Regions from separate parts of the Homo sapiens genome. Here region 1 is linked to region 2. A link is a loop called in an ENCODE intact Hi-C map of the cell type or tissue named here. Cell type or tissue: Calu3. All regions are shown on one strand. Links, peaks and the distances in the headings refer to the core of each region. The heading gives the core; the rest is flanking DNA.

The links. Peaks named below come from ENCODE experiments on the same cell type or tissue, not always from the same donor. Only the 100,000 strongest peaks of a DNase experiment are listed, where the experiment ranks them.
Region 1: a loop joins it to region 2, with 2.2 times the contacts of the local background. A loop is called at or near these places in 3 of 110 quality-filtered maps.

The regions. Positions count from the first base shown.
Region 1 is chr1:61,231,984-61,237,367 of GRCh38, forward strand. All of the region lies in intron 2 of NFIA (nuclear factor I A), which reads left to right. Among named protein-coding and RNA genes, the nearest start is that of NFIA-AS1, 19 kb to the right of the region's middle. RefSeq lists a silencer at 1,894-2,188. In Calu3, for the core only: no CTCF peak of the experiment used is centred there; no DNase peak of the experiment used is centred there.
Region 2 is chr1:60,976,271-60,981,654 of GRCh38, forward strand. No RefSeq gene overlaps it. Among named protein-coding and RNA genes, the nearest start is that of NFIA-AS2, 8.2 kb to the left of the region's middle. In Calu3, for the core only: a CTCF peak has its summit at 2,855 (motif pointing right); a DNase peak (open chromatin) is centred at 2,881.

The DNA.
Region 1 (5,384 bases), core at 288-5,287, 260 kb after region 2:
CATTACCCAGCTGTTAGTGACGGGTTTGAGGCTGGAACCTTAGTTTTCAGTTTCTTGATTGAGGGCTCAAAACAGAACTCAATATGCAAAAAAGAAATGTAATGCATTGGGAAAGTATAAAGCAAGTCCACAAAGATTAAACAGAACAGAACAGTGATTCTGGATTTTTCTAATAGTTTTTCCCTTAATTTACTTCTACGTTTGTAGAAGTAAATATTGAGTAGGTTATATCTGAATAATAAAGCATGGCATTGGGTAGCCCTTCAGTTTTATAGGCATTCCACAACCACTAATTATGAATAATCCAAGTTTACAAATATTCCTCTGAGTGATTGGGCTAGACTCATTTTAACTAAAAGGGAAAATTAAGCCATATATATTATATATGTACATATTTATGTAAAGCATAGTATAGCAATATTACATAAAAGTTTTATTGCCATGAGTTTGAGATGACATGTTATAAGTGGTAAAGCCACAAGTGAATTATGCAGGTCATCTCAACTAAATGCCAAAAATGTTTTTACTGTACCACATCATCCAGTATTCTGCCTATGCTACAAATTTAAAGAGAACCAATTTTAGAAATTTCCAGAGTTGTAAAAGTTTTTATTGGCACTATATTTCAAACTTGCTGGCCTGTAAATATTAGTTCCATTAATTGTGGCAAAAATTAATGCACAGAGATTTTTTTAAAAAACACTTGTGACAGGAGTTTTTTTTAAAAAACATCTTCCTTTCCAGTTTAGTTTAGTTTTTCCTGCTCTAAGTATAAACACTTTCTACTTTCTTCCCTTTTTATGTAAGTTTTTTTCTTTTTTGAAACCCATCTCAAGCTCCATCTCCAAGAAACTCTCTGTGGGTACTTACGTCACCCCAAGTTTATTTTTCTGAACTCTTGCTTTTTCACTCATTGCTCATAAATTCATTTGGCAAGAATTTTTCGTTGGGTTTTAACCACTCTTTTAGTTCTGGTTTGTTCTATTTTTTTCTCAGAATTGTAATTGAGTGTATATTGTCTTTGCTAAATAAATTCTAAGCTCCTAGAGTGTGTATTTAGTGCCTTTATATTGTCTCTGGACTCTGGAGCACTGCTTTTTAAAAAAATGTTCTTTCTTTTTTCCCCCTCCCTCCTTGCCTTTCACAGACATTGATTCAGTACCTACTATATTCTTGTCTAAGCTATGCATTGGATTTTGTAGATGAAAGGCAGCCTAGAAAAAATCTTATACAGAAATTATTCTCAAACTATTGTGTGCACAAAAATCACTTGGAAAGAATTGTTAAGCAAGTATTTTCCCAAGCCTTAAATGCAGAGATTCTGAACTAGAGGCCAAAGATCATGCTACTGAATACCAGGTGATTCAGATGCAGGGAGCCCACAGACCATACTGAGAAACTCAGTTCATAGGTGACGGGAGAAAGTTCCGTAAGTTGACCGTCACGATGCTAAGCTATTTAAAAAGGCCTGTGGTAGCAACATGCTGCAGGTATTTGAGGAGCCCAGTGAAGGGGAACCTACTGAAACTGGGGAAGTCAGAAGAGTCTCGTCATAGTTGGTGCTTACTACTTGTGCTGTGAATAGAAGAATGAATATTTGAATTTATAATTGGAGGAGGTGGTTGAAATCCTGGGGCCTTATGACCTTGAACAAATTCCTTAATTTCTCTGAGCCCGAGTTCCTTTATCTGTAAAATTGGGATGATAGTAACCACCTCAAAGAGGATTTGTGAGATGAAATTAATAGACATAAGTAAAAAACCTAGCACAGTGCCGACGCAGAGGTGCTCAATCAATAATTACACTTTCCCTTCTGTGCCAGCAGCCTCCTGGAGATAGCTGTGGTCTCTCCTTGGGAGGGTGTTTGGCCATGGGTCAGTGTATCCACAAAGCTACAAAATTGGTTTCCATTACATTAGTTTCAATAGTTGCTTGGCATAATTTATGATTTTCTACTGAGAATCTATAGGTAGATCTACAGAGAGCTGTGAAGAGATCCTTGACCTCTTAACTGTTTCTTGTTTTAAATCATCTGGTCAGAAGGGGAAGTGAGAGAATGGCTCTCCTTTCCACACAAAGACCTAATGTAGAAAGTGGCTCCTGGCTGGGCGCGGTGGCTCACACTTGTAATCCCAGCACTTTGGGAGGCCGAGGCGGGCGGATCACCTGAGGTCGGGAGTTTGCGACCAGCCTGACCCACATGGAGAAACCCCATCTCTACTAAAAATACAAAATTAGCCTGGAGTGTTGGCACATGCCTGTAATCCCAGCTACTCAGGAGGCTGAGGCAGGAGAATCGCTTGAACCCGGGAGGCGGAGGTTGCGGTGAACCGAGATCGTGCCATTGCGCCCCAGCCTGGGCAACAAGAGTGAAACGCCATCTCAAAAAAAAAAAAAAAAAAAAAAGTGGCTCCTGAGACCACAGACCCAGCTTTGTGGTTTTGAATGCTTGATGCTGATAATCCTTGCGTTATGCGGGTATACGTCTGCCTCCTCTGTTCCGATTGCCAACTCTTCTGTGAGCTCTGAAAGTTTGTTCTCTTGTTTCTACCCACCTACCATATTACTTTGCCCTTACTAATCCCTTCATAAATACTAGCATATAAAAGAAAGTAGTCCCTCAGAGAGGCCCCTAATGGTTAGCTCTAGTCCCAGCAAGAGATGCAGTATTTAACTACTTTAGGCAAAAAAAAGGTTGTGCTTTTCGTGTTACCATAAAACTGTCAATATTCCCTCCTTTCTAGCTGTGCTGCTTTAATGGTCTGAGAGCGGATGACTTACAAGTTACTCAAGAAGACTGAGTATGTATTTTGACTGCCTGCACTTCCTGAATAGGCTTTTTAAATTAAAAATACAGTTTATGTTGTTTTACTTTTTTTGTTGTTGTTTTTAAGTGGCTACATCTGCATTGTTTCCTAAAAACACAATAGCTGCGATTGGCCATACCAGTTGGCATCTGTCTGTGGTTCCCCTGGCTTCTTATTTTAGTTCCTCCCTCTTCCTGGTAGGTCCTGTCTTGATCCTAGTCAAGCCTTTATACCCCTTTTAAGACTTTTTTCTTAAGAAAGAAGCTATTCCCACAAAAATAAGTTGCCACTTGCAGTGAAAGGCATAATGGACAGGAGGACCAGTGTTTGTTGAGTGAATAAAGGAATGAAACTACTACATCACAGGCAATTTTTAAAAATGAACAAAGGGGCTGGGCGCGGTGGCTCATGCCTATGATCCCAGCACTTTGGGAGGCCGAGGCGTGTGGATCATGAGGTCAGGAGATCGAGACCATCCTGTCTAACACGGTGAAACCCCGTCTCTACTAAAAATACAAAAAAATTAGCCAGGTGTGGTGGGTGGTGCCTGTAGTCCCAGCTACTCGGGAGGCTGAGGCAGGAGAATGGCGTGAACCCGGGAGGCGGAGGTTGCAGTGAGCCGAGATGGCGCCACTGCACTCCAGCCTGGGCAACAGAGCGAGACTCCATCTCAAAATAAATAAATAAATAAATAAATAAATAAATAAATAAATAAAAATAAAAAATAAAAAAAAATGAACAAAGGTTGGGTTTGGTGGCCCATGCCTGTAATCCCAACACTTTGGAAGGCTGAAGTGGGAGAATCACTTGAGCCCAGGAGTTTGAGACCAGCCTGGGCAACATAGTGAGACCCCATCTCTTTAAAAAAAAAAAAAAGCTGGGTGTGGTGATGCACACCTGTGGTCCTAGCTACTTGGGAGGCTGAGGTGGGAGGATCGCTTGAACCTGGGAAGTTGAAGCTGCAGTGAGCTGTGATAGTGCCACTGCACTCCATCCTGGGTGACAGAGTAAGATCCTGTCTCAAAAAAAAAAAAAAGAAAAAGAAAAAGAAAGAGACAAAAGGTTTTTCAGCTTCATTTGTAAGAAAAAAGACTGAGTTGGCTCCCCCACTCAACTGAAGATTGTCTTGCTATTATAGAGACACATAGTTGTTTTAGGTTAGTGCCTGACAATGTGGATGACAGATCAGTGGGGAATGATATGTTATTTACATGGTTCTGAACTTCACTTCCCTCCTCTTATCCCTACTTTGGGGCTGATCTTATGTTCTACTGCTGATTCAGAACACGTTAAAAACAGCCTGAAATGGGCAATTCATCTGCATCCAATTCAAGGTATACTTATTGTTTTGGAGAAAAGTCCATCTTAAAAAAAAAAAAAAGGTGGAAAGAGAGGGCAGAGAGAAGCCAATTTCTCTAGGTCAGTATCAACATGGGAACAGCCATCCTATTTAGAGCTGACAAACCCAGTAGCCATCTGAGAGAGTTCTTTAGCTAAATAGGTGTGAAGCAGGGGCTGTATCTTGAGGGTACTTGTAGTTAGGGTCCCCAAACATATGGCACAAGCTATCTTTGAACAAAATAACAGACGGCAGTGTTTGCTCTGTGCTTTTAAGGCAGGTGTTTTATATAATTTTTACGTTATTTATTTGATATGATTTCTCACCAATGTACTTCATCACATCTAAACCCCAAATCATGACCCTTACCTACAAAAATACTACACAGAGAAAGAGAAAATGCCGAAGTTGTAGGGCTAACAAACACCTTCCAAGCCACACTTTGGCCTAATAGTATTACTTGGATATGTTTTTAACAGGTACTAAACAGGATTTTTTTTTTTTCAAGAAAGGACTTCTTTCTTGTTTGTGATCATTTTGTTATTTTTGCAACTTCTTTCTTTTCCTTATTGTCTAAAATGGCTCAGTGTATTCATCAGTGGTATTAACGTGTGAAGGACATAACCAAGGACTTAGTCCATAGGCAGATATGGTCCATTTCTCTAATCATTTCCTGCCCAAAGAGCTATGGCAATCACTCTTTTGCTTGTCACCAGTGAGAATATCTTAAGAAAATTAAATTTTCTAAGAAGAAAACAGAACAACCTCTTTGAAGCCATAGCCAATGACTCTTTCATACTTTTATTCCAGAGGCTGAGGTGTTTCATAATTGTTGAATGAATTAATTAATACATATCTAGAACCCTTCTTCTCAAGTCCAGTCTAATATAAGCTCCTGAAGGGTGGGGACTTTTTGTCTCTTGTTCACTGCTCTATTCCTAGCACCTTGATCACTGCATGGCACATAGGAGATGTGCCTCACCTCTCCACCACCATGTTGAATGAATAAATGATCAAAGCATTTCTTAACCCTAAAATAGTTGGTGATATAGTTATCTCTCATTTGCATTATTGAGAACATCAAACTTACATAGCCATGTCGCAAGTCAAAGCACTCTCCCAACTCAGAAAAATATGCACTTATTATTATTTTAATTTTGTATTTCCATAGGTTATTGGGGAATAGGTGGTGTTTGGTTACATGAGTAAGTTCTTTAGTGGTGATTTGTAATTCTGTT
Region 2 (5,384 bases), core at 290-5,289:
CATCCTGCCAAAGGCTTCAGCTAGCAATGGGACCAGGAGACCTCAGCTCTCAGCTTCCAAATGTCCGCTTTCTCTCTCCATTCACAAAACCCTCACCACCCCTCTTCCTCACTTCATCATGCAACATTTCCCAAGTGTTTCAAGGTCACAGAAAAATAAACACTGTTTACTTAATTTGGAACACCATGAAATTTTTCTTTAAAAAAAAAGCAAAGCAATTTATTCAAATATTAAAGCTAGGAAGAACATAATATCTGAATTTAATAAAAGAAACTATATAACACCAGTGTATAATACTTTAAACGAAAGTGTCAAACAAAAGAGAAAGTACTGGCCTCTTCTTCCATATGTCCTCCCTTTAAAAAAATTTTTTTTAGTTTTTTTAGGGACAGGGCCTTGCTACATTGCCCTGGCCAATCTCAATCTCCTGGCCTCAAGTGATCCTCCCCATTATCCTCTCAAAGTGCTGGGATTACAGGCATGAGCCACCATGCCTGGCCTATTTCCTCCCTTTCCTTCTTCATCCATGCAACAAACATTCACTGACTGTTATGTGCCAAGCTGCTAGGCCCTTGATGTAAAACGGAGTAGGGCACAATTGTTTCCCACAATCTAGAGGAGACACTGGCATGTAATACACAGTTACTCTACAGTGTGAGAGTGCAAGGAGAGATAGATCCAGAGTCTAGCGGGGCCACAGAGAAGAAACATTCAAATCAGTCTGAGGGATCACAAAAGTCTTCCTAGAGAAAACAACATCTGAAGGATGAAGGAGATTTTAAGGACAAGAGGGGTTTGCCAGGCAAAAAAAAAACAAAAAAAAAGCAACAGTTTCCACACACAGCTAGAATGGTGTACACAAAAGTAGAGCAATGGATCAGCCTCAGAGAACCCTGGGTCATTCACTATTACTGGAGGAATGAGGAGATGAAGCAGAAGAGAACACCAGAGTCAGATCAGGAAGTGTCTTGTGTGCAAAGCCGGATTTGTACTTAAAAGCTATGCAAACTATTGAAGGCTGTAAGCAAACAATACCATAATCCAGCTTGCATTTAGAAAAATGATTCTGTCCTACTGTGAGTGATGGATAGTAGGGAAGTGAGACTGGAGGCAAAAGACCATCTAGAAAAATGTTGGAGGAAACTTGGTGAGAAGTGATGAAGGCCTGATGGACCACGGCACTGGCCGTAGGAAATATGGTTGAGGGTCTTTTACCTTTGGATGGAACCATGTATTTTGGATGAAACTTCCCAACAAAAAAATACATTGTGGCAACCAGCATTACCTTTGGTTTCCTTTGCATTTCTTTTATATTTGCTTTCCATAAGTAGCTGGTTTGGGAAAAAGGCATCTTTAGCGATCATTGTGGTCAGGAGCCCTACATTTTTGTCCTATCTCAATCATTTATCAGTTGTGTATCTTCAGGTGAGTCACTCATTCTCTCTGAGACTCAGTATTTTAATTTATAAATTTGATCATAAATTTTACCTCTTAGCTTTGCATAATGATTAAATAGAGGAATGTATATTATTACATATTATTATAATGTAATATATATTACATATTATAATGTAATATTTATTACATATTATTATGTAATATATTACTACATATTATAATGTAATATATTATTACATATTATTATTATTTAATATATTATTGTTTAGCCAAACATGTTGCAAAAATGAAGTAAAACACCACATACTGTATAATATTAGGAATATTTTGGATGCAAATGACAGAAAATTCCACCAGCCCTGGCTCAAATTAGATAAAGGAATATCTTGGAAAGTCTGTGAGCAGATTTGGCTTCAGACACAGCTTGACCCAGGCTCAGATAATATGTCCGGGATCTAAATCTTGACTCAGCTCTTCGGGTAATGGCCCCATTCTCAGACTCACAATGTAGGCTCCTCATCGCCCCAGCAGCTTCAGATACACATCACACTACACAGCACTGTCTCTTCCAGTAGGTTCTTCCACAAGCCTGGGACCACCACTCTCTGTCTCTTTCACTGGCCTGAACTGGAACATGTGGTCATTCCTATGACCAGAAAATAAAATTCATATATTGCCTTTGCCTATGTAAAGTGCTCGGCCCCTGGGACATATGAAAGTATAAGACTGAGAATGAGGGAGTGGCAGTTCTCCCAAAGCAAAAGTAGGGTACTGTTGTCAAATGCTAAGGGAAGATACCTTGGATGCAAAGCAGTCTACAAGTGTCCCTTATGCACACTCTCACAGTCAGGCTGCCACTCAAAGCCTCTTGCTGCTAATCAGCTGGATGGGGATTCACTGACCTTGCTGTTGTTGCCATCGTTTTGAGATGAGCTGGCCCTTCTTTCCACTTATGTCATAATAGTAAAATGGTTATTCATTGTCAAGCTTTGAAGTATTCTTCTGAATGCTCTCTTAGCACCTATGAGCTATTCAAGGATCACTAGGATTCTGCAGGACTCATTTAAGAAGCACTTCTAGAGGTAAGATGGGGCAGAGGGCAAGTGAGAGCTTCTAGCAACAAAGAGAGGGCCTAATGGGCAGGAATCAGATAAAAGAATCTGACAGTAATCAATAGTAATTGTATTTATAAGAGGCATCCTCTTCCTCCCTGGAAAGTACCTGCTAACCCCTAGGGACTTACCCATCTCTATAAGCTTTAAATCATTTCACCAATCTTTTACATCCAGCCACCTTGAGTAGACCCCAGGAGTCAGTTACCACTTTGTACTCCATCAGAACGTGTCCAAGGGCAGGGAAACACACAAACCCAAAAACTATGTGGCCATCAGAAACACAGAGGCAGCCATCGAAAACACAGAAGATGGTGCCTGTCAGTTCTTTGCAAGAGTAGAGAGGGGGTGAAGCTTGTCCTGCCCTGGAGGTGGCGACACTCACACACAGCAGGGGCCCTTAAAGGCTAGATCTCAGTATCAGTTTCCTTTAACTTTATTCTTGGATATGTTTATAGTTTACTCCTCTATTGCAAAGCAAGCTCCTTAGGGGTAGAGGCCATGTCTTTTTCATCCCTGACCCCAAAACTTACCACTATCCCTGGCCCAAATAGGCATGTCATGAATGTGTCCAGAATCAATGAATTCACTTTGCTAGGCACTGGCAAATACAAAGATCTAAAAAACGGCTTTGTACTTATAGGTCTTACAGCCTTGTAGGGTAGAAAATGAGAACACAGCTGATGAAATAGCTAAATTGAGGGCTGATTTGAAAGCACTAAATCACATCCATTACCTTATTTGACTCTCAGGACACCCCCATGATGTTGGCACAGCAGATTTGTTAGCTTCATTTTACAGACGTGAGATCAGTTACTTGGGATGCAAAGGACAGAAATACTCCACCAAAGTCTCATAGCTTAGTGACAGCCTGGACTTGGTCACTTGACTCTCAGATCTGGGTTCTTCCCATAACATTTTTGCAGCATTGCAGAAGATTCAAAGCAGGGATGTTCGGCTATCAACATCAAAAATAGTGAAACGAACCGAGCTGCTAAACTTAATTTTTTTTTTTTTTTTTTTTTTTGAGACGGACTCTCGCTCTGTCGCCCAGGCTGGAGTGCAGTGGTGCGATCTCGGCTGACTGCAAGCTCTGCCTCCCCAGTTCATGCCATCCTCCTGCCTCAGCCTCCCGAGTAGCTGGGACTACAGGCACCCGCCACCATGCCCGGCTAATTTTTTGTATTTTTAGTGGAGACAGGGTTTCACCGTGTTAGCCAAGATGGTCTTGATCTCCTGACCTCGTGATCCGCCTGCCTTGGCCTCCCAAAGTGCTGGGATTACAGGCGTGAGCCACCGCGCCCGGCCTAAACTTAATATTTTTCTAAAGATCAGCCTTGTATTATTGAAAGTGCTTTCTTAGCCATTCTCTCCTCTGATCACCACATCAAATTTGTGTAGCTCTTTTATAGATAAAAGAATAGAGACAGGATTGAAGTGTCTAGAGTCTAGACTAATTTGCAAAACTCGTCAGCAACTAAGTTAAAACTAGAATCTAAGACCTGAAGTACCACTCCCACTTTGCCTCCTCTTTGGCCTTAAAAAATGAGAGTTGGCAGGGCACAGTGGCTCAAGCGTGTAATCCCAGCACTTTGGGAGGCCAAGGCGAGCAGATCACCTGAGGTCAAGAGTTCGAGACCAGCCTGACCGACATGGTAAAACCCCCGTCTCTACTAAAAAGACAAAAACTGGCCGGGCGTGGTGGCGGGCGCCTGTAGTCCCAGCTACTCAGGAGGCTGAGGCAGGAGAATGGCGTGAACCTGGGAGGCGGAGGTTGCAGTGAGCCAAGATTGCGCCACTGTACTCTAGCCTGAGCGACAGAGCAAGACTCCATCTAAAAAATAAAAATAAAAAAAAGAGAGAGAGAGGAAGAGAGACTCATAGAATTCTTAAATCATAGCAATGGAGGAAACCCTCCCATTCCTTACAGAATCCCCTTGTCCAGCTTCTTGCACACCTCCAGAGAGAACACATTATTTACCACATCGGAATGTAGGCCATCCATTCTTGGGAATCCCTATCATCGGTCTTTTCATCAGAAACAAATCAAACTGGCTTCCTGTCATTTCCACTCATTTCCCTGCATTGGTTCAATTTCATTCAGTTTAAGTTTATTAGGTACCTGCCATGTACCCCCACAGATAGGTATTATTATGCCCATTTTGGAAACTGGGCCTTTGAGAGCTTACAAAATTTACCTAAGGTCACAGCTGGGAAGAGGCAAGCCCAGGTCTTCTGTTTTCAAATACTATACTATCTGTGGCTTGCACTTAAGAGTCGCAAAAATGAAAATGCAACCCTTCCTCCAGATAGAGCAAATAAGACCAGTTTTGCAGACACGGCTCCCTGTATGCCACTATCCTGTTTTACAAGTCAGTAAATGTTCAGGAGCTCCCAATACAATGTATGAGGTTAATTAATAATATGTAAAAGTTTATAGTTTATACAGCATAATCTCATAAACATTTATTAGTATGCTAATAGAGAGTAATGGCCATGTAAGCATAAAATCAGACAGGGGGCTGATGTGACACAGCAAAAGAGCTGTCAGAAAATCCATAATACTCTTTTTAACCAGCAAGAGTATTACAGGCATGATCTCCCTACAGACTTTTTCCTGGTTGCACTTCTGGATGACCATGAGATGGTTGAAAAGATGTTGGACTTGGAATCCGGAAATCTGGGTTCTCATCCTGGCTCTGCCCTTAAAGAAAGAAAAAAGGTTAGGGGGTGGGGTATTGACATTTATTGAACCCTGCTCTGTTCCAGTGCTCTGCTAGGCACTTTTCCAGTGATCTCTCCATTTGTTCTACCTGGATGGACTTAGGCAATCACCTGGCACATAATGCATATTCAAATATATTTATTCAATTA